2 separate regions of the Homo sapiens genome follow, and region 1 is linked to region 2. The links are chromatin loops, found by intact Hi-C in ENCODE. Cell type or tissue: mammary epithelial cell. All regions are shown on one strand. Each heading gives the region's core, and the rest is flanking DNA. Links, peaks and the distances in the headings are about the cores only. Region 1 overlaps ITGB6 (integrin subunit beta 6). Region 2 has its middle 30 kb from the start of LINC02478.

Region 1 (10,963 bases), core at 2,067-10,066, 84 kb after region 2:
AACCTTATGTCCTCAGATTATCAGTCAGAGTTGTTGGGAGTATTTTCCAATCCTAACCATGAAAAATCATCAGTTACCCCTTAGATCACACATAGTACTTTTCTTCTAAAGAACTCAAAGCCTCATAACTGAGAAAGTAAACACAAGAAAGAAAAAGGTACAGGTTTAAAGCAGGACCTTAATGAGATGCCTGATTAGGCCAATACTTGTAGAAATATAAAATGGGATTTTTTTTTTTCTTGAGAGAGAGTCTCACTCTGTCGCCCAGGCTGGAGTGCAGTGGCATGATCTCAGCTCACTGCACCCTCCGCCTCCCAGGTTCAAGTGATTCTTGTGCCCTAGCCTCCCGAGTAGCTAGGATTACAGATGTGCGCCACCATGCCCAGCTAATTTTTGTATTTTTAGTAGAGACGGGGTTTCGCCATGTTAGTTAGCCAAACTGATCTCAAACTCCTGGCCTCATGTGAACTGCCCACCTTGGCCTCCCAAAGTGCTGGGATTACAGGTGTGAGCCACTGTGCCCAGCCTAAAATGGGATTTCAATAATGCGAGATCTAAATGCTTTGAGATTTACAGATTTACAACGCACAGGATATCTAGCATATCATTGAAACTAAGACGCTATAGACTGCATAGTCATTCATTCCTTCATTTCTCAAACATATCATGAGTACCTCCTGTGAACTATGCCAAAGTTTGTGACTATAGAGAAGAATAAGACGTAGTGCCTGCCTTAAGAAGTCTCAGAGAGCATCAGCAGACTTGTAAACTAATATTTTGCCTATAAAAACAGAATGAGGGCATTTTAGAGTTGTGTTCTGGAAAGAGACTCCAGCTGAGGGGTCAGAGTTTTCATGTCTGTCAATGTTTTTACTCTTTTCTATTCACTATCTTTCCTATAAGGAGCAGCAAATTAATCGGCAATCATAAAACTGCTTTTGATGCTAACAATATCATGGTGTTGGACCAAGCCCTTCACTTTATAGGGGTGAGGGCTGGTGATGATATGCAACTATGACTATGATAATAATAGTGTAATAGGGAACGTTTGTCAAGAGCTTATTAGGTGGCACCCTGGAGGTTCAGGATTTTGCACTCATTTTATCATTTAAACTCCTTCTTATGCAAATTGCATGTAAGAGCCAAGATTTGAACTCAGATAATCTGAATCTACAGTCTCAATCACTGAGATAACTCACAATTGAATCACTGAGATAACTCACAATTGAACCTGCTATAGTGAAAAAGCAGACCACTAGACCACCAGACACAGATTTTAAAATAATCACCTTTTTTTTTTTTTTTGAGACAAAGTCTCCCTCTGTTGCCCAGGCTAAAGTGCAGTGGCACAATCTCAGCTCACTGCAACCTTCGCCTCCTGGATTCAAGAGATTCTCCAGCCTCAGCCTCCTGAGTAGCTGGGATTACAGGCGTGTGCCACCATGCCCAGCTAATTTGCATGTTTTTAGTAGAGACGGGGTTTCACCATGTTGGCCAGACTGGTCTCGAACTCCTGATCTCAAATGATCCACCCACCTCGACTTCCCAAAATGCTGGAATTACAGGTGTGAGGCACTGCTCCTGGTCAAGCAACCAGCTTTAAAAAGCATAGAATTCAAGGGTAGAGCAGAGCTGCCTGACAGCTAAACCAATAGATGAATTCCCTGTAAATTGCACAGTGCTTTAAGATCAGGAAATACTTCATCTAGGGTTCTTCCCTATTGCTGTTAATTTGGATGAACAGAGCAATTTAAAGATGCATAGACTTGAAAAAAGACAGACACTTGGATTCTGCCCCGTGGGTTGTTTAAGCTCTGGGTGGTAAGAACAGGCCACACAGCTAGGGAACACTATGCATTGGGTCAGCACATCTAAAACAGCTACTGTCTATGGTAATCACAATCTATGGTTCCAATCAAAGTGAGAAATTGGGGGCACGTGGTCTGACCAAGACTATAGGTTTATGATGAGCATATAGTTCAAGCATATGGAAAAATGGCGTAATATAATAAACACTCGGCCGGGTGCAGTGGCTCACGCCTGTAATCCCAGCACTTTGGGGGCCGAGGTGGGTGGATCACCTGAGGTCAGGAGTTCAAGAGCAGCCTAGCCAACATGGCGAAACCCTGTCTCTACTAAAAATACAAAAAATTAGCAGGTTGTGGTGGCATGCACCTGTAATCCCAGCTACTCGGGAGGCTGAGGCAGGAGAATCGCTTGAACCTGGGAGGCGGAGGTTGCAGTGAGCCGAGATCGCACCATTGCACTCTAGCCTGGGCAACAAGAGTGAAACTCCATCTCAAAAAATAATAATAATAAATAAACACCCACATACTTATTGCCAGTTTTCTCACATTTTAACATTTTGCCACCATATTTGCTTTGGATTTTTTAAACAAATGAAACAACCCAGATCTAGTTGCATGCTGTGTAACTGCCCAACTCTGGTCTAGTTCCCCTGTCCTTCTACAGAGGTAACCAGTATCCTGAACTTAGTGTTTGTCATTCTCACATTTGTTTTTTGTGCTATTAAAAATATGTGTGTGTGTATATATATACATATATATATGTACACATATATGTACATCCATAACTAATTATGTAGTTTTGGCTTATAAGCTTAATTTCATGCTGTACACATTATTTTTACCATTTGCTTTTTGACTCAATGTTATATATTTGGGGTTTTTTATTATATTTTCTTATTATGGTAAGATACATATAACATAAACTTTACATTTTAGCCATTTTTAAGTGTTAGTTCTGTGGCATTAAGCACTTGAAGCACTCTGCCATTTATAGAGAATTTATCTATTGGTTCATCTGCCAGGTATTAAAACTTTGTTAAGCTCAATGCTCTGCTTTTGAGGCTTGTCCATGGAGATACGTATAGCTATAGTTTACTCCACCCCACTGCTATGCACGCTCCATTCACAGTATTACTGGCAATGTGTTCATTCTGCAAGTGAGGGCATCAGATCACTTCCAGTTGTGCAGCATTACAAGTGTTGCAGCCATGCACATCTTTGCACACATATGCTCTATTGAGAAGTGAAATCCTTGGGTCACAGGGGAATGGCATCTATAATTTTACTGAGTTTGTCCAAGTTGCTTTCCGAAGTAGTTGTATCAGTTACTCTCCCACCAGTAATGTAGTGTGGAAGTATGACCAAAACAAAATGAAACTTTAAGTTACTCTTTTTCTGATTATAAAACTAATATATACTATTTGCAAAAAGAAAAGTGAGGAGGAATACAGAAAACCCAAAGAAGAAAACAAAGATCACTCATAAACTCACCACTCAGACATAGCTAACATTGTTGACATTTTAGAATAAGTTTTTCTGGCCGGGCATGGTGGTTCATGCCTGTGATCCCAGCACTTTGGAAGGCAGAGGTGGGTGGTTCACTCGAGGTCAGGAGTTCGAGAACAGCCTGGCCAACATGGTGAAATCCCGTCTCTACTAAAAATACAAAAATCAGCCAAGTGTGGTGGCATGTGCCTGTAGTCCCAGCTACTTGGGAGGCTGAGGCAGGAGAATCTCTTGAACCTGGGAGGCGGAGGTTGCAGTGAGTCGACGTCATGCCTTAATCGTACAATTAAGTATGTTCAAACTTTTTGAATGTTTATACATGTATAATCTTATAAAGGCATACAAATTAAATTGCATGTAGTTATACATCAAAATTTTTATTGATGAGAGTAACTATATGAAATCAAGATCATCCTACAAAATTCTGAGCCTATAGTTGCCATACTTATAGGTGTCTACTTTAAAATAAAAGCAAACTTGTCCTTTCCCACCAGCAGCCCAAAACCTGAGCAAGTACTGCATTTTTACCTCCTGGGTTACTTTTACATATTCACATAATACTTAGTTACTTTTTTATATTAATAGGACCAACAAATTATTTCCAGTATTCATTTTCTTATGCCTGAAATTGCCCCTTTGGTGAAGACTTTGACATCTGTGAACAAAACTCCTCTCTGAGCTGCTAACTGCTCAAAGCTGTGTAATTACCCTTCTCCGCTTTCTCTGGGTCTCACAGCACAAGGGCACTCCTGCATAATTCAGTTACCCATGTATCCCCTAAAGCCTTTCCTATGGTTGCAGTTGGCCACTCTATGTGGTGTCTGTGAGGCTGGCCCGGACTGTAAGTTTGAAGGGAGCTCACCCAGCTTGTATCACTATGCAGGAGTCTAACAGCAACCAAGCATTTTCCACGTGTCATAGCCTTTGAAATAATCACATATGGCATCAAGGCACAAAAGGACAAGTGAAACTGACAACCCCCGGGACATAAGAAGAGTTTAAGAGTATTTTCTATTTTCATTTTATGTCTGATTATCCAGAAAAGCCCCAAATATCCTACCAAGGGACTAGTATTAATGATAACATAGTTTAACATTTTGTTGTCTTGGCATTATTGAATCTTCAGAAAATAAACAGAAAATTTTGGAATCATTATTTGTTGAGCTTGAACAGTTGAGGTAATTATTTATAAATTCAAGGGTTGGCACACTTTTTTCTATAGAGTTTTCAGATTCAGCACATAAAAATCCAGGAGATCCAGTTAAATTCGAATGTCAAGTAAGCAACAAATAATTATTAGTATAAATATGTCCCATGCAATATTTGGACCACATGTACACTAAAAATTTTTCATTGTTTCTCTGCTTTCCAATTTATCTGAGCATTCTGTATTTTATCTGGCCGCCTATCTACAAAGGGTCAAATAGTAAGTTAGGCATTGTGGCCACATGGTTTCTGTCATGATTATTCAACTCTCATTGTAGCATGAAAGCGGCCATGGACAATACATAAATAAATGAGCATAGTTATTTACAAAAACAAGCAACAGGCCAAATATGGCCCGTGGGACATAGCCAATCCCTGCCTTCGTTCATTCATTCTACAAATATTTATGTGTTTTCCGTGTGTCAAGCACTGGACTAGGCCCTAGGAGTATAGAGGAGAATAAAAAAAGACACTGTTTTGTCCTCATGGACTTGTAATCTAGTAGGGGGAAATAGACGAGAAACAATTAATGAAAAAACAACCAATTACAACTTTTAATAGTGTTATCGAAGAAATGGAAAAGAATAGTGTGCAGCCATGGACCATAATTAAGGGGGAGAAAGTGAGACTTTCCTTGGATAGAATTTTCATGGAAGGTGCCTTTCCAGAAGTGATAATGAGGAAGCGAGCTGAAGGCTGAGGAGTTTTCAAGAGGCAAAGGCGTGTGCAAAGGCCCTGAGGCAGCAAAGGACTCAGTTCCCAGTGTGCTTGAGAAAAGGAAAAAAGGCCAGTTGGCCTGGAGTGAGTAGGGGTAGAAGGAGATGGAGCGGGAGAGGTAGGCAGAAACCAGACCCTTCAATCTTGAAGGCAGTGGGAAGTAAGCAGGGTGCTATTCTATGGGTAGCAGGCATCCAAAAATACTTTTGTTGCTGGGTATAGATGTCACAGGTATATGACAGGCTGAAAACCCTGGATAAACTGTGGGTATATAGATTTAAAAACCTAATGCCTTTATTTTCCAAATCACTACAAGCCCTCTGATAGACTGTTCTACACCAGCAGTTCTCAAACTTAGGTGCTCATTAGAATCAGGTAGGGAGCTTTACTAACAAACCCAATGTGTAGGCTACACCCTGATCCAATTGAGTTAGTATCTCTGGGGCTGAGACCCAGACACCAGTGGTTTTTTTCTTTTTATTTTCTTTTTTAACTGGTGTATCCAATCAACCTGGGGGACAGGGACCTCTTAAAATGCAGACTGTCATTCAAGAGGTCTGGGCTGGGGCCTGAGAGTCTGCATTTCTTTTTTTTTTTTTTTGAGATGGAGTCTCACTCTATTGCCCAGGCTGGAGTGTAGTGGTGCGATCTCAGCTCACTGCAATCTCTGCCTCCTGGCTTCAAGCGAGTCTCCTGCCTCAGCCTCCTGAGTAGTGGGGACTACAGGCGCACACCACCACACCCAGTTAATTTTTGTATTTTTATTAGAGACGGGGTTTCACCATATTGGCCAGGATGGCCTCGATCTCCTGACTTCATGATCCACCCCCCTCAGCCTCCCAAAGTGCTGGGATTACAGGCATGAGCCACCGTGCCCAGCCAAGAATCTGCATTTCTAACAAGTTTCCAGATGATGTTGCTGCTGTCAGTCCACAAATCACACTTCGAATATCAAGAGCTGAAGCCTCTTTTGCAGTCCTTGCACATACACCTACTTGCTATTTTCTCGTCCCCTTCATTTTCTTCCTACTAGTCATCCTTCAAAGTTTTATTACCTGCCGTTTGGCCTGCAAAGCACATAGGCTGCTACTGAACCCCACATCACTTCCTATTTTAAAAGAGCTTTCTAAAGCTTTGGGACTTGAATTAGTCAGCAAAGGTCTGCAATTCCTCTCCAAAGGCAAGGTAATCTTATTAAGAGAAGATCTGAAGTATCCTTAGGAACAAAATACTCAATGTAGCCTCTTTGTTCTCTAAGTCTCCATTCTCCAGTGCCTCTCTGTGCATTTGTTTGTCTCAGAACAGTCATGCACGGTGGATCCATTTGTCTTCCCTTATCACTCTGTTACTGCTGCCGAGCACTCGCTCAGCTGTGTGCTCCAGCTTCTTGGCTGACAAGATAATTACATTCTGGGCAGACTGGGAGAAAGACAGGTAGTGCTCAAAAGTTCCGATGCCGACAACCTAGTCATTGCTGGGGCAGACTTCAAGATCAAGCACCTGATCTAATTAGCACACTCCCATCACTACCTGCCTGCCTATGGAATGCTGACAATCGAAAGCCTGAAGGCAAAGCAGATATCATGCAACCCAGAGACAGACATTCATGCTACCCTTGTGCCAGGAACAATTACATGTTCTTTTTGGAATCTTGGGTGTCCTAGTAACACAGTTGAGCCTGGGGGTAAACTTTTGCATAATACTGGAAGCCCTGCATTTACTGATAATGAACGTGAGAACCAGCAGAATAAAACCCCACAAGAATGAAAGACCTCACGGGAAGAAAGCCTTCTGAAGAAGGACTCATTTCAGCAAACCCAGTCCGCCCCTAGCTCTGGAAGAAGCACATGGCTCCATAAAAGCGAGGTTTTGCCAGCAAAGAGCTGTTTTTCTTTGACCAGATAAATAGCACAATACATTCCCCTAGGATTTTTTTTTTTTTTTTTTTTTTGCCTCTGTGCTTTTGCTACTTCCTACATTTCTTTCAAAATGTAGCCTTTGACTTTGAAAGTCATTACAGCCACAACGCTTTTTCTCCTTTTCTTTTTGCTCTGGGTAGAAAAGTGCTCTATAATCTCTAAATCCTTATAATAAGTGTTCTATAATCTGTAAGTTCATATATAGACATAGGCATGTGTATATATACAGCATTATTATCTTAAATTTCTAATAAGATTCCCACCCTCACTTGCTGCTGGCATTTGCACTAGTTTCTCTGGCAGAGGCCTGGTGGAGAAGAGTGAACCGTGGCTATACAGTCAACACCTATTTCTACCATGTATTACATCTGTGACTGGGCAAGGTACTTACCTGTCCAGTTAAAACTAAGGCTTTAGGTTAAAGAAATCAAAAGAACCCTAGTGCAGTGTTATGGTTTGAATCATGTCCCCCTCTTCCTTTAAAAAATATGTTAAAGATCTAATGCCCAGTACCACAGAATGTGACCTTATTTGGAAACAGGGTCATTGTGGAAATAATAAGTTAACCTAATAGGAGGTCATACTGGAGTAGGACAGACCCTTAATTGAATACCACTGGTGTCCTTATATGAAGAGACACAGAGACACCGCCACTTGAGGGAGAACATCATGTGACAATGGACGCAGAGACTGGAGAGCTGCATCTACAAGCCAAGGAGCTCCAAGGATTGCTGCCAGAAGCTATAAAGAGGTGGGCATGGAGCTCAGACTTCCAGCCTCCAGAACAGAACAATTTCTGTTGTTGCAAGCCACCCAGTTTGTGGGACTTCGGCAACCCAAGGAAATGAACATACCCAGTCAGGCTTACTCATTAACCTCCCTTGGAGGTCAAGAATGACATCACAAGTCGAAGATAGCCATTGCCAGGCACCTAACAGAAGTGATGTGGTTAAGAAATCTGGCTCTAGAAAGAGAATATAAGGAAAGAGGATATGAGTGTATGGGTTCAGCCCTACTACTTCCTGGCTGGATGACATCAGGAAAGTTAACTACACTTTCTGAGCCTCAGGATCATGGCCATAAAACAGGAATAATGATGGTACCTAAATAATAGAACTTCTGTGAACAATGAAAGGGAACAACTGTGAGGTCTAACGGTTAGCTCTAGCTATTCTTTTCCTGGTGGTGGTAGGAGGCAGGTTTTGGGTACCTTTAGCTTTGTCTGAACTGAGGGTTCCCTGAGCCCACTAACCCTGAGTAGATAAAAAGCAATGTGGTCCACTCCCCCATGCATTCCTGCCACTATCCCGAGGCTATAACAAGGTCTCTTCGAGAGCCTTGGGTTTCAGAGGATGCAGGAGGTGCTTGGGGATGTCAAGAGGCTTGTGAGGACCTCTCAATCCTGTTGTAAGGCCCCTGAGTTGGCAACTGCAGCTCCTGAGGAAGGGGAGAGGCATAGAAAGAGGCAGATGAGATTCCTGTGAGAGCCAAGGAGTCTGCTGGGTCTACACCTCCCTTGGCTTTGTCCTCGGGTAGAGGAATCCATGAGGAGCTGATGACTCCTTGTGGTCAAATACCCAACAGAACTGAGCCCCTTTCAGAATTACCTGCACTTTCTGCAATTTAAGTGGCATCTTGATTACCCGGAAGCATCCCCTTGATGACAACAATGATGAATCCTTCTCTATGCATTTGTCTTGGAATAGTCATACATTCTGTTGGCCCATTTCTATAGGAGTAGAATTGCTAGATCACAGAGTGTGCTTATGTTCAGCTTTAGTAGATACTGCTAACTAGTTTTCCAAAATAGTTGTACCAATTTACACTTCTACTACAAGTGTATGAGAGCATTGTCAGTTTTGTAATTTTAGCCATTCTAGTGAAGTGAGTGCACAGTGGCATCTCATTGTGGTTTTAATGTATATTTCTCTAGAGATTCCTGATGTTGAACACTTCACATACTTATTTGCCACTTGCATATCCATTTTGATTAAGATGTCTTCTTCTTGTTGATATGTAGAATCGTTTAGATATTCTGGCACCATGTCCTTGGTTACATGCTTGTACTACAGATATTTTCCTCCCACTGAGTGCCTCCTTCTCATACTCTTAAAGGCATCTTTTGAGAATAAAATTCTTAATTTTTAAAAACAAATTTTTCAAGCAGTTTTAGGTTCACAGCAAATTGAGTAGAGGGTATAGAGAGATTTCCCATATACCTACTCTCTCCATAAATGTATAGCCTTCCCCATTATCATCATCTCCCACCACGGTAGTACATGTGTCATAAATGATGAACCTACATTGATACATCATTATCACCCAAAGTCCAGAGTTTACATTAGGGTTCACTCTTGGTGTTGTACACTTTATGAGTTATGTACAATTATTATGTATCCACCTTTGTAGTATCGTACAGAGTAGTTTCACTGCTTTAAAACTTCTCTGTGTTCTGCCTATTCCTCCCTCTCTTACTGGCCCCCAACCTCTGGCAACCACTCATCTTTTTACTGGCTCCACAGTTTTGCCTTTTCCAGAATGCCACATGGTCAAAATACTACTGTATTAGTCTGTTCTCACATTGCTATAGAGAACTACCTGGGACTGGGTAATTTATAAAGAAAAGAGGTTTAATTGACTCAGAGTTCTGCAGGCTGTACAGGAAGCATGGCTGTGGAGGCCTTGAGAAACTTACAGTCATGGAAGAACATGAAGGAAAAGCAGGCGCGGAGAAGGAGGAAGAGAGAAGGGGTTTGTGCTACATGCTTTTAAACAACCAGATCTCATGAGACCTCACTCACTATCACGAAAACAGCAAGGGGAAACTTCACCCCATGATCCATTCACCTCCAACCAGGCCCCTTCTCCAACATTGGGGATTACAATTCAACATGAGATTTGGGCGGAGACCCAAATCCAAACCATACCAACTGCCATATGTAGCCTTTTCAGATTGGCTTCTTTCACTTAATAATATGCATTTAAACTTTCTCCGTCTTCTCATAGCTTGATAACTCATTTCTTTCTAGCTCTGAATCATGTTTCATTTGATGAATGTACCACAGCCTTTTTTTTTTTAAACTATTCACCTACTAAAGGACATCTTGGTTGCTTCTGGCTTTTGCCAATTATGAATAAAGCAGGTATAAACATCTATGTACACGTTTTTGTGTGGACATAAGTGTTCAACTCTTTCTTTTTATACTTTAAGTTCTAGGGTACATAAGCACAAAGTGCAGGTTTGATACATAGGTATACATGTGCCATGTTGGTGTGCTGCACCCATCAACTCATCATTTACATTAGGTATTTCTCCTAATGCTATCCCTCCCCCAGCCCCCCACCCCATAACAGGCCCTGCTGTGTGATGTTCCCCTTCCTGGGTCCAAGAGTTCTCATTGTTCAATTCCCACCTATGAGTGATAACATTCAGTGTTTGGTTTTCTGTCCTTGTGATAGTTTGCTGAGAATGATGGGTTCCAGCTTCATCCATGTCCCTAAAAAGGACATGAACTCATCCTTTTTTATGGCTGCATAGTATTCCATGGTGTATATGTGCCACATTTTCTTAATCCAGTCTATCATTGATGGACATTTGGCTTGGGTCCAAGTCTTTGCTATTGTGAATAGTGCCACAATAAACATACATGTGCATGTGTCTTTATAGCAGCATGATTTCTAATCCTTTGGGTATATACCCAGTAATGGGATTGCTAGGTCAAATGGCACTTCTAGTTCTAGATCCTTGGGGAATCACCACACTGTCTTCCACAATGGTTTAACTAATTTACACTCCCACCAACGGTG
Region 2 (10,963 bases), core at 1,006-9,005:
CACAGACGCTCATCAAAGACAAACCACTGACATGGAAACTGAACAAGAAAAGGCTTCCTGGTTCAAGGCTGGCTTTTGGGAGCCATGTTCAAGCATGCCCTAAGTAGCACAGTCAGCAGCCTTTTTCCTTCACTCTTTAGGGGCTGGGGTTGAGGAACAAGATTCCCTCAATTTTCCAACAAATAACCTATTTCAGTGAAATAAAAAAAGGGGGGGTGGGGCATTGGTGCAGTCAGTCATTCATATGCCAAGTTGTAGCCATGTTAGTATTTCATGCCAGTAATTCTGTCTAGCAGAAACTCATCCTGGCTCTTTTCCATTCCTTTTAGCAAGATTGCAGTTGTAAATCAGCAGGAATGTCCTGGAGACTGCTCCAGGTGGGTTGTCGGGAGCAGTCTGGAAGAAGAATCTTCAGAATAATTTAGGTTATGAGTCTAAGAGGGAAGGTCAATGCTGCTATTTAGAACCAGAGCACTATGCCAAATTTGGCTTTGGAAGGATGCGTTAAATGTCATTCTTGGAATTTGAATTTAGAATATTTTAAAAACACGATCGTTTGTACATTCACCCCTACAAGATTTAGCCAGGGTTCTCATCTCTGACCTCTGAACATCCTCTAAATTTGCGAGACCACTATAGTAATAATCCAATTTGGGTTAGTACTTTTTACTCATAAGAAGAGTTTCATTTGTAGCTTTTAGAGGAAATGGAGTGAGTATCATTCTGATCTCAAGGGCACTGTGGACAGAAATTGGATTTGCAGAGTTAGTGTAGGTCTTGGTTCTACCTCTTAATAACAGTATGGCCTTAGACAAATACTTTGTCCTCTCTGGGCCCTTTCTTTCTTTCTTTCTTTCTTTCTTTCTTTCTTTCTTTCTTTCTTTCTTTCTTTCTTTCCTTCTTTCAGAAACAGAGTTGGGTGGAGGTTGGAAGGAGGGAGAGGATCGGAAAAAATAACTATTGGTCACTAGCCTTAGTACCTGTGTGATGAAATAAATAATCTGTACAGCAAACCCCCGTGACATGAGTTTATCTATATAACAAACCTGCACATGTACCCTTGAAGCTAAAATGCAAGTTTGTTTGTTTTAAAGAAACAGTTATTCAGAGGAATGAATGCCACAAAAAAAAAAAAAGAAGAAAAAAAAACTTTGTAAAGTTTAAGAAGATAGAATTAGAAACCAGAGACAGGGAGATGAATGGCCAACGTTAACTCAACCAGCAGCTGCAGCACCAGGGATAGAACCTTTGCATCATGACTCAGCATTGAGCCCAGCATTAGTGGACTTGTTAACTGAATGCATACATGTTTTCCTATTTTGTCAGGCCCTTTGAGCTAAGGACTGGATGTAAGGCACAAGTCAAGTAGAACGTGGAAGGTTGGAAGGCCTGATCTGTCTACACTGCAACCTCTGCCAGATTTATTAAACCCTTAGTAAGTTAGAGACACAAGCAAGACTCAATAGGCATTCTTCAATTCTTTCTTCTGTATGAGAAAGTATCTCATACAGAGATCTATGGCCCTACTGTTTGGAAACAATCTGTAGAGATGACAGGGGCTATAGGCTTTACTGCAGCTCCCTCCCTAAAGCTCTCTCCTGTGGCTCTGGTCCTGTTTCCTCAGCATATTTGCCTCTTCATTGGGTGCCTAAGAATGCTTCCCCCTCAGTGGAGTCACTGTTGAGTTACACCAAGGAAACCCCCTGGCCTCTGACCACCATGATTTCCACTGCACAATGTCTCTAAAGACCTCCCGTTCTCTGCAGACTGAAAGAAAACAACATACACCCTGGGGACAAAAACCACCCCCCTCCCATAAAAGCACCATTCCTGCCCAGTCTCAGACAAGATTTTCCTAATAGAAGCCACCGGAAAAGAAATAAACACCTCAAGTAATAGTTAACTCTGATCACCCTATTTGCTTTAATTATTAACATTTGGCAATCAAAGGAAACAATAATACTCTCACTAGGCACTTGAGGAAAAAAAAGGAACTGCCTTTATAAGATGTTTGAGCAGTCATGTGGATGGGCACATGCAGTCTTCGCACAGACCAGCGAGCACTCCAAAGTGTAAGGACTGATTCTTCCACTCTGCTAGTATTTCTTGAACTGGCACAGTTCTAGATGCTGAGGATACATTAGTGAACAAAACAGACAAGAATCCCTGTTTTTGTGGTGCTTACGCTCTAGTGGAAGATAGAGGAGGCAAAGATTTAACAATAAACATAATAAATAAGGAAAGTATAAGGTGTGTTAAGTGGTTAAGAGAAAAATATAGCAAGGTAAAGAGGAAGGACGGTGCTGGGGGAGAGGTTTCTATTTTACATGGAGTGGTCACTGTCACCTCATTAAGAACGTAATATTTAAACAAAGTCTTAAAAGAAGAAAAAAAGTGAGGCAAGTAAAAATCTGGAAAACCGTGCTACAGACAGACAAAATTGCCAGTGCAAAGGCCCTGAGATGGGTGCATGCTTGGAGTGTTGATGGAATATCAAGGAAGCCAATGTGCCAGGAGCAGAGTGAGTTGAGGTGAAGAGTAGGAAATGAGGTCATAGGGGAAACAGTGGCCAGATAGGCAGGACCTTCCAGGCTGATGAACAATGTCTGCTCTCTTTTAAAGAGATGGGGTCCACTGGAATGTTTGAAGCTGAGTGAAATGATCTGACATAAGGCTTAATAGGATCCCACTCTGGCTTCTGTGTGCTGGGTTTCATTATAGGCTCAGATAAGACCACAGGGTTAGGCCATTTGCATTGGAAACAACCACCCGCTTCCCCTGATTTTCCTGGAGGATGTTCGGAGTTGTTGGTCTGCCAGGCTAATGCATCCCTTACTGAGCTGAGCGCAGCTCTGGCCTCCATCACAACTCCCTGTCCCCTGGAAGCAAATCCCATCATGCCTCACCCTGGCATCACATGGAAACAGACGGGGAAGGGGAAGCATCTCCTCCTTCCTTCTGTCTGCAGACTTCCTAATCATTCAGACTCCACCCAGCAAGAGCCATTAGAGCTAATTAACGACCCTCCTTTCAGTAGGTGTCTCTTCACTATGATTAATTCTGGGTCAGAGACAGAAAGCTTGTTCCATTATGGTTCTTTTTAAAAATTATTATTATTCAAGCTTCTAATACTAGCATGAACTGCGGGTGAATTTCTGAAGTCACGTTACATAGCTGTCACAACTAGTAATCGAAAAATTCAATTTATAAAGAATTAGGAGAGGCAGGAGAGGCAGGAGAGGCATGCTCTTCGGTCTAGAACAAAGGAGATCAATCCTGACACAATGGCAGCATGACATTCGTGGACTTTGAAGATTCTAGGCTTCCTCTTCATTAATTAGAGAGAATCAAGAGTTCTGGTGGTTATTTTTTTTGCAGAAATTGTGCTTTGCAAAAGCAGATGTCAACTCACTCCAGCCACCTCCAGCTGCAGCTCTACATGATAATTAAACTGCGTGTCAGTCCTAAGCTCCATCTAGATTGGCAAATCAACACTCAGATGGCCATTGCCACCTACCACCCATCAGATTTAGGTGGGGTTATGGGACTTCCTAGCACAAAGATCCTGGGTTTGGGATGGCGGGGAAAGTGGGCTACATTGCTGTGAATGGACTGTCCTGGATAGGTAGTGCATTTAAAATCCTCAGCAAGAACCAGAAGATCAAAGTTGCCTTTAATCTGCCCTCATGTTGTGTATGCTTGGTGGGGTCCAGAGTATTTCCCTGTCAGGGTCAGTTGGTCCTCTTGTGTTGTTGCTGTTATTGTTGTTACTGTGTTAAGTAAGCAATTATCTTTTTTTAAAAATGTTTTTAATATTTAGATTACCAAAGTAATATATATTCGTTGTACCAAAGTTAAGCAATGTAGAAGTGTATAAAGTAAACAATGAGGGCTCCTCTGTGCCCCTTTCCAATCCCACCATCCTGAGAGAGCCACTAGGAGATTGGAGGCTTTCCCTCTTCCTGGGCAGCAGGTTGCAGTCTTTGAATACTCTTTTGACCAGCCAGATTCTGACTCTTAATGTGACATCTTACCATCCCTGCTGCTTTTTCTGTACCAATGAGACTCTCTACTGTCCTCAACTTCTCTGCTTCCACAAGAGTCAGCGGCAGGCCCAGTTTTGGAGTCTCATTAATGGATCTGACCACAGGGACTGGCACAAGAACGCAGGGACATTGGTATTTGTTTGCATGATCCTAATGTTTCTATGCAGGAGACAAGGGAGGAATCCAACACCACCAACATCATGCTATTAGCAATGCATCTGCAACTAAATGTGTACAGCCCAATCTTTAATTTGACAACAGATATTGTTGGAAAGATAGTAGAAGAAAATGAGCATATTAAAGCTATCAGAACTGTTGGAGTCAACAGATGCCTGCAGTCTGCTCACAACTACTGGGGGAAGGGAAACAAGATGAAAGGCTATCCTTCCAGAAATAGAAACATTGCCAAATTTAGCCCTGGGCCTCATTTACCATAGGTAAGGCAACAGACGGAGCCACATCATTAACCTGCCCTCCCAGGCATCAATGTCTTGGGGGATTTGTCCAGACGATTTCAGACAGGGCCCTGTGTGTCTGATTGGAATTCAGGAAAAGCTGCAGGGAGCAAGAAGGAGAGTGGTAGCCTTACAAGTCTTTCCCCAAATACCCAGATTGCCTTGGGTGTTTTGACATTTGCTGGCATTAAGACCCTTTGGCTGTTTCACAGTCCATTTATTTAAAGATGGTATTTTAAACTCTCTCCCCAGAGCAGCTAGGTTGTAATATTAGCCTGGCTGACATCAGACCCTCTCTCGGGTTACCAAGGTCATTCTGACTGCTTCAAGGTTACCAAACTCTAAACAACAGTGAGCAAGTTTTATTCACATCTTGATTATAGTATTTATTTCATCAATGTGTAATTATCTGTTTACTGGACTGTCTCCCTCACTAAAGAGTTATCTCCTTGAGGACAGTGAATGTGTTTTAAATATCTTGGTGCTGGCAGCACCTAGCTGGAACTGGGGTACAGATGTTAAGTTAGCTGTTTTTCTGGACTTTCATTATTTGTTTGGTGGTGGTTTTTTTGTTGTTGTTGTTTTGCTATGGTTGTGATGGTAGTGGTGGCTGTTTCCATGAACATCATTTGACGAACGATGTGATGTTAGTTTTACGTGTCGATTTAGCCAGGTTCTAGTACCCTGTTATTTAATCAAACACTAATCTAGGTATTTCTGTGAAGGTACTTTGTAGATGTCATTATTATTTACAATTAGTTGACTTTAAGTAAAGGAAATTACTCTTGATAACAAGTGGGCTATATTCAACAGTTCAATCAATTGAAGGCCTTAAAAGCAAAAAGTGAGGTTTCCCAGAGAAGAAAGAATTCTGACTCTACTGTAGTAGCCAATTCTCCCTGAGTTTCCAGGCTGCCAGCCCACCCTGCAGATTTTGGATTTGCTAGCCCCCATAATCGTGTAAGCCAATCCCTTAGAGTAAATATCTCTCTATCTCTATCTTTATGTATCTATCTAATCTTATTGATTCTGTTCGTCTGGAGAAACCTGACATGACAGACACAAATCCATGTAAAATACACCATTAATTCTATTGATTCAACAGATTTTCTGAGTGCCTACCACATGCCCCACATTGTGCTAAGTGTTAGGAGTAATGGTAGAAAGCAGCAGTCCCTGATCTCAAAGAGTGGTTTGATTTAAGGCAAGTCTAGGGCAGTGCTGGAAGTTTCCTAAAGAAACGAAATCAGCCCAGAATCTACAGGAACTAGACTCAGACAATGAGTCACCTCCAGCTGCCTTGGCCTGGGGCAGGGACAGCTTGGATGGGCATGGAGCCAAGAGGAATAAAACACATTTGCCCAGGCATCCAGGGCACCCAGGCTTCATGGTGCCAAAAAGAAACAAAGCATGGAGGGAGAGAAACGATCAGGATGGTTTTTCTCACTCTAGGCAACCTTATGCTTGAGAAAGCTTTCTTCCCCGCAAGTACCCAATAATTCCCCTTCCTAATGTGATGGAATGAACTCACCATGACCTTACTTCCTTTCCAGGAAGTCCAAGAGGGTTCTCATCAGTCTGAAAGCTTCAGGAAAGGCCTGGCCTTGGGCCAGTCATCACACCTTAAGCATTTTAACCTGGAAGAGTGGCTGGTGGGGGAGCAAGAAGGAGCCTTTACTCTCCAGCCTTTACTCTAACCATGGCACCTTTTAAATTGGCTTTTAAAGGGAAAATGTTGTCCTGATGTTTGTAAGTCTCAGTTGAAAAGAAATAAGAGAAAAACAGTGTGAAAACAAGACTAACCAGATGATTCAAAGAGAAGGTAGAGGTTTGTTAGTTAGCCTTTCTTATAAGCTAGGTGGTATAGGCCCCACTGGCCCTAGGAAGGCTGTCACCATCGCTTTCTTCCTGTGCAAGAACATGACCATCCCTTTCCTTCTCACCCAAAGGGGAAGTAGCATGAAGAGAATGCAAGGTTCAAATTGGGTGCCACTGCCTGTGTGAGCAGCTCAAGGTTTGGGAAGAACTTGGTAAGCCCATATAGCATCATTTGTGAATGGAAAAAAAGTCACCTTCCTTCAAGACACTTGACTCCCATCTGCATAAAATAGTCTTAAGCAATATGCTAATCTATGATGAGTATAGTTGAAATATCACCCCCTAGAGTTTTGCAAGGCATAAGCATTCTGGGTGGTCCTGGAACCATTTGGATTTCCTCCTTGAAGCTGCAGGATCGTGCCTTTGCAGTTTCCTCTATTTCAGGGAGTTGCTGTCTTTGGCAGCTTGTCCCATGATCTGTCACCAAGGTGGTTCTAACCCTGCAAAACTTTCTCCAACTTCCCAGTGACCACCTTCCCCCAGGTGCACATTATAGCTTTACATTCGTGGTAGCCCTGAGCAGATCCTATTGCAAAGTCCGTCACAGTCTCATTCTCTCCCTCATCTGCCTCACCATTTCCCCACCCACCCACACACAGATTTGGGCTGAATTTGTGTAAGTCAGGTGTAATATCTGTTTACAGGGCTGTTGTCCTTATAAGACTATGAGCTACTCAAGACCAAGAGCCAGGTCTTCTCTCTATATCCTCTATGGCTCCAATAGTACCTACCATCTAATCAATATTAGTAAGTATTAGCTTAATGAAAGGGAGGCAAGTTTTACAGCCAACATTTGAATGTGTGACCAAAAAAATGATTCTGCTAAAGTCCTGATTCCAGTGGCCACCTAGGTGATCTGAGATAGGTAAAAATGGTCTCATAATTATAACAGCTTACATTTTACAGCACTTCAGTTTACGGAGTCTATACACATATATTTCATTTACTCTTTAAAACCACTCAGTGAATTATTATTAATATATAAATTGTACAGTGGGAAAGCCCGAGGCTCAAAGAGAGCACGTTAGAAGGTAGTAGAACAGCAGTTCACACCAACCCGCTGACTTCAGAGCCCTGGCTGCTTCACCGTCTGCCACAGTACCTTCAAGCCCAGCAAGACTGCTCTGGACTGAGCCCAGTTTCACTAAGAGGCATCTGCAGGCTCAGATCTCTCTCCAAAGGAGACCTAATCCCCATGGATTTCCCTTAGTGATGCATCAGCCCAGAGTGAAGCCCAGCATGGTGACCAGCAGGCCAGCTGACCCTGTTTTGCTTCCCTTTCAAGGGCTCCTCTGGGGGATGCCACATCTGGGAGGGTCATGTCCCAGGACACTCTCACAATCCACCATCCTCCAATGGGTTCCTGCTGAAGATAAAGACCCAGACATACTCTCCTCTCAGCCTTAACTTGATCAGCCTGGACTGTGCCACCATTATCCTTCTGAGAGAGGGAGAGAAAAGGCATTCATTTTGCCTTCGTCTTACGCTTCCATTATGATGCCTTTTTGTGTAGTTTGGGGTGGAGGAGGATGCACATTGCAGCTTCGAGAAAGATTCAACTCGGTGTTAGGTGGGCCCCTTTCTCGGAGGGCAGCAGATGTTCCAGTCATCAAGCCCTCCTCTCTTTCCCATGGAGTCTGATAATCGACAATTCTCACCTGTATTGGCTGACAGACCCTTTTAGTCTTTTATTCCTGGCCTCTCAGACTTGTTAGTGAAAGGAAAGAAAAGCTACTTTGATGTATGTGTGCCCTTGGCTTAATGCCGCCTTTTCTTTCCAGATATGTTTTCTGTGCTTACAAGCAGTCCCTGGGAGAGGCCTTTCCCTCAGCCCTTCCTCCAGGCTTCTCAAAGGAATTGCTGCAAATGAGCCGCCGCCATAAGGAAACCCTAACAAGTGATCAGAGAGCACTAATGGGTCCCAGTAGCACTTCTGAGCCTTTTCACAAATGGAAAAGCAACGTGGAAGTAAGCCTGTAACTGGAAGACTTGAGATATAGATTTGAATTCCTGCTTCACAAGGTTACTGAGAACTTTAAATGAGTGGGTACAAAATAAGTATTAGTTTCCTGCTCTTAGAAAAGTTCCATATAAATCTCAGTTATAGAGAAATCTGTGGGGTATGCATTACCAGAGTGGGGTGACTAAGGCAAGCCCCTGAAAGATAGACCCCTGAGTTTGAGGCCATCATCTGCTACTTAATAGCTGTGTGAATTTAGCAGGGCTATTAACCAATCTGTGTCTTCCTGAATTGAGTGAATTCCAGAGCAGTGCCAGCTTTGTAAGGAGCATCTACTAATGCTGTCTGCTGCTATACTATGTTTTATGCTATTGACTATTATTCTATCTCTCTATATATGCATGAATTGTGGTGCTATCAGCAGGTTAGTCCCCGATTTATTTCACAAATATTCTTGCACACCTACGTCATCTAGGAAAATATAGTACAATTCTGTTCTGCAAAATTGTAATTTTTCAGAGTATTAGGAAGTACTCCACAGGGGAAAAATGGTTCAGTAGTTAAAGAAATATGTGATTCTTTGGCTTGATGATGCTCAACAGGTATTTTTACTGCAGAACTTCACAGAATATTCAATATCCTGAATCCACTTCAGGAAGAAGCCTTTCCCTTCACAGACCCATTCCCAGAATTGGTGCCACCAGGATACACTTTGGGAAGTGCTAGTAATAAATAGTTTGGATACAAGTCAATGAGACTTTCTGGCTTGGTCAGGAAAGTGTGTGAGCATTAAAGGTAGGGACACAAAAAAGGACCTCTTGGTGCTGTGGGGCATGTCCAACAACAAAAGCGCAAGGAAGAGCCAAGCTGGGAAGAACTTGGCAGAACTTGCGTGGGAAGGACAAAAGCTACATTGCTGTGAGTTGACGACACCCAAAGGTAAATCAGACTGTAGCTCAGTACAAGCAAAAGAGTGAAAGTAAGGAGGTCAAGGAGTGTGGTGTCAGCTACCATTCAATCCTTTCTTCCTCCTAGCTCTGAATTCAACTCTTATTGAGCACACATGACACCGCAGCACTGTCCTGGAAACAGAATACCCTGCACACCCAGGGTTCCAGTGTACTCACAAGTGGAGCCAGGTGGACTGAATGCAGGACTCTAGGGAAAGACCAGAGAATAAAGAGCTCTAGGCTCCAGGAAGGGAAAAATGCTTCAGGCAGAGGACTGGGGAAAAATTCCAAAAAGGATTTTTTTTTAACTGAGTCTTGAAAGAGGCATGTTATGTCAGGCAGAGGTAGGTGACAGGAAGGGCATTCAAGTATTAGGAATCCCTTGAGCAGAAGTGAGACAATACTGGCAGTGGTTGGTGACAGATGAGGAGTGAATTTGGTTAAGGCATATGGGGAGGGAGCAGGGACAGCCATGAGTTAGGACTGGACAGTCTTCCTCAGACAAGACTGTAGAGAGCCTTGACAGCCCCCTGCTTCCACTCTTCATTCATTCATTTATTCATAAATGTTTAGTGAGTACCTGCTATGCACCAGGCATTATACTAAATGCTTGGGGATAGAACAGTGACAAAATGGACAAAGCTCTCATTCTCACAGAACTTATAATTCTGGTGTAGAGAGAAGCAGTAAACAAATAAACAAAGATATACTACAACATCATGTAGCAATAGGTGCTATAAAGCAAAATACAGCAGGGTTGGAAAATAGAGAGTGCGTAGGGCGCCATTTCTGATGGGGTGGCCAGGGCTTGCTAAAAGGAGATGACACTTTCTTAGGAGCCTGAACGAATTCCTGAATGAAATGAGGGGACAGCAAGTCAAACAGGCAGAAGAGCTCTGTAGAGTCAGTGCTGATGCCCAAGGCAGTGCCATAGTTGGAGGGTACAGGGTATCTAATGGACCACTGTAAGAACTGTGGATTTTATTCTAGTGCAGTGGCAGCTTGGGCTTTATTTCACTGGCCAAGGGTTGTTGAAAGTTTCGGAGCAGGAGAGTAATGGAGTAATGTGATATGAGCTGTTGTTTTTGGGCAGTGACTTACCAGCTTTGGGGGAAAAAAATCACATAGAGGCATCATACTTGATTCTAATGTCCCATTAGACATGCTTAAATGTCCCATCTCAGTGAGGGCTTTCGAACCCATTCTACCTCCTTGACAGTTCCTATTTCCCTTCCCAGTATTTTTTTTCTCCTTAGCACATTGTACTATCTAAAGTCTTATATATTTTGTTTTTTAAATAGAGTTTATTATCTGTCACCTCCCTCATGATTTAAGCCCTTTGAGAGCAGGGACTCCTGCCTGTTTCACATCTGCCATACCTGCAACAGTGCGCAGCAGAGGGATTCCATAGAGCCTTCTGGAATGACTGAAGGATTTTTCCTTTATGAGCAATTGTCGTACAGTCTAGGGCCAGTAAGTAATTTATTATTATAGAGGACTTCTGTTATATATATAAATATTTTTTTCAGCATCCAAGCACATTTGTTGTGGGCTGTGTGGTGATCTGAATATAATTATTTTATACCTTGATCTGTTAAAAATACAAAAACATATGCTAAGCATGGGGTATATTAGTCCCCATGGGATGTAAGACTTCTTCTTACCATATTTTCT

What was found. A loop is a pair of places that touch in the nucleus more often than their neighbours do. Peaks named below come from ENCODE experiments on the same cell type or tissue, not always from the same donor. Only the 100,000 strongest peaks of a DNase experiment are listed, where the experiment ranks them.
Region 1: it touches region 2 in a loop (4-fold over the local background); 1 of 110 quality-filtered maps calls a loop at or near these places.

Annotation. Positions count from the first base shown.
Region 1 is chr2:160,153,974-160,164,936 of GRCh38, reverse strand. All of the region lies in intron 7 of ITGB6 (integrin subunit beta 6), which reads left to right. Among named protein-coding and RNA genes, the nearest start is that of ITGB6, 41 kb to the left of the region's middle. In mammary epithelial cell, for the core only: no CTCF peak of the experiment used is centred there; DNase peaks (open chromatin) are centred at 6,846 and 8,056; H3K27ac peaks cover 2,181 bases.
Region 2 is chr2:160,236,860-160,247,822 of GRCh38, reverse strand. No RefSeq gene overlaps it. Among named protein-coding and RNA genes, the nearest start is that of LINC02478, 30 kb to the left of the region's middle. In mammary epithelial cell, for the core only: no CTCF peak of the experiment used is centred there; DNase peaks (open chromatin) are centred at 5,822 and 6,412; H3K27ac peaks cover 1,989 bases.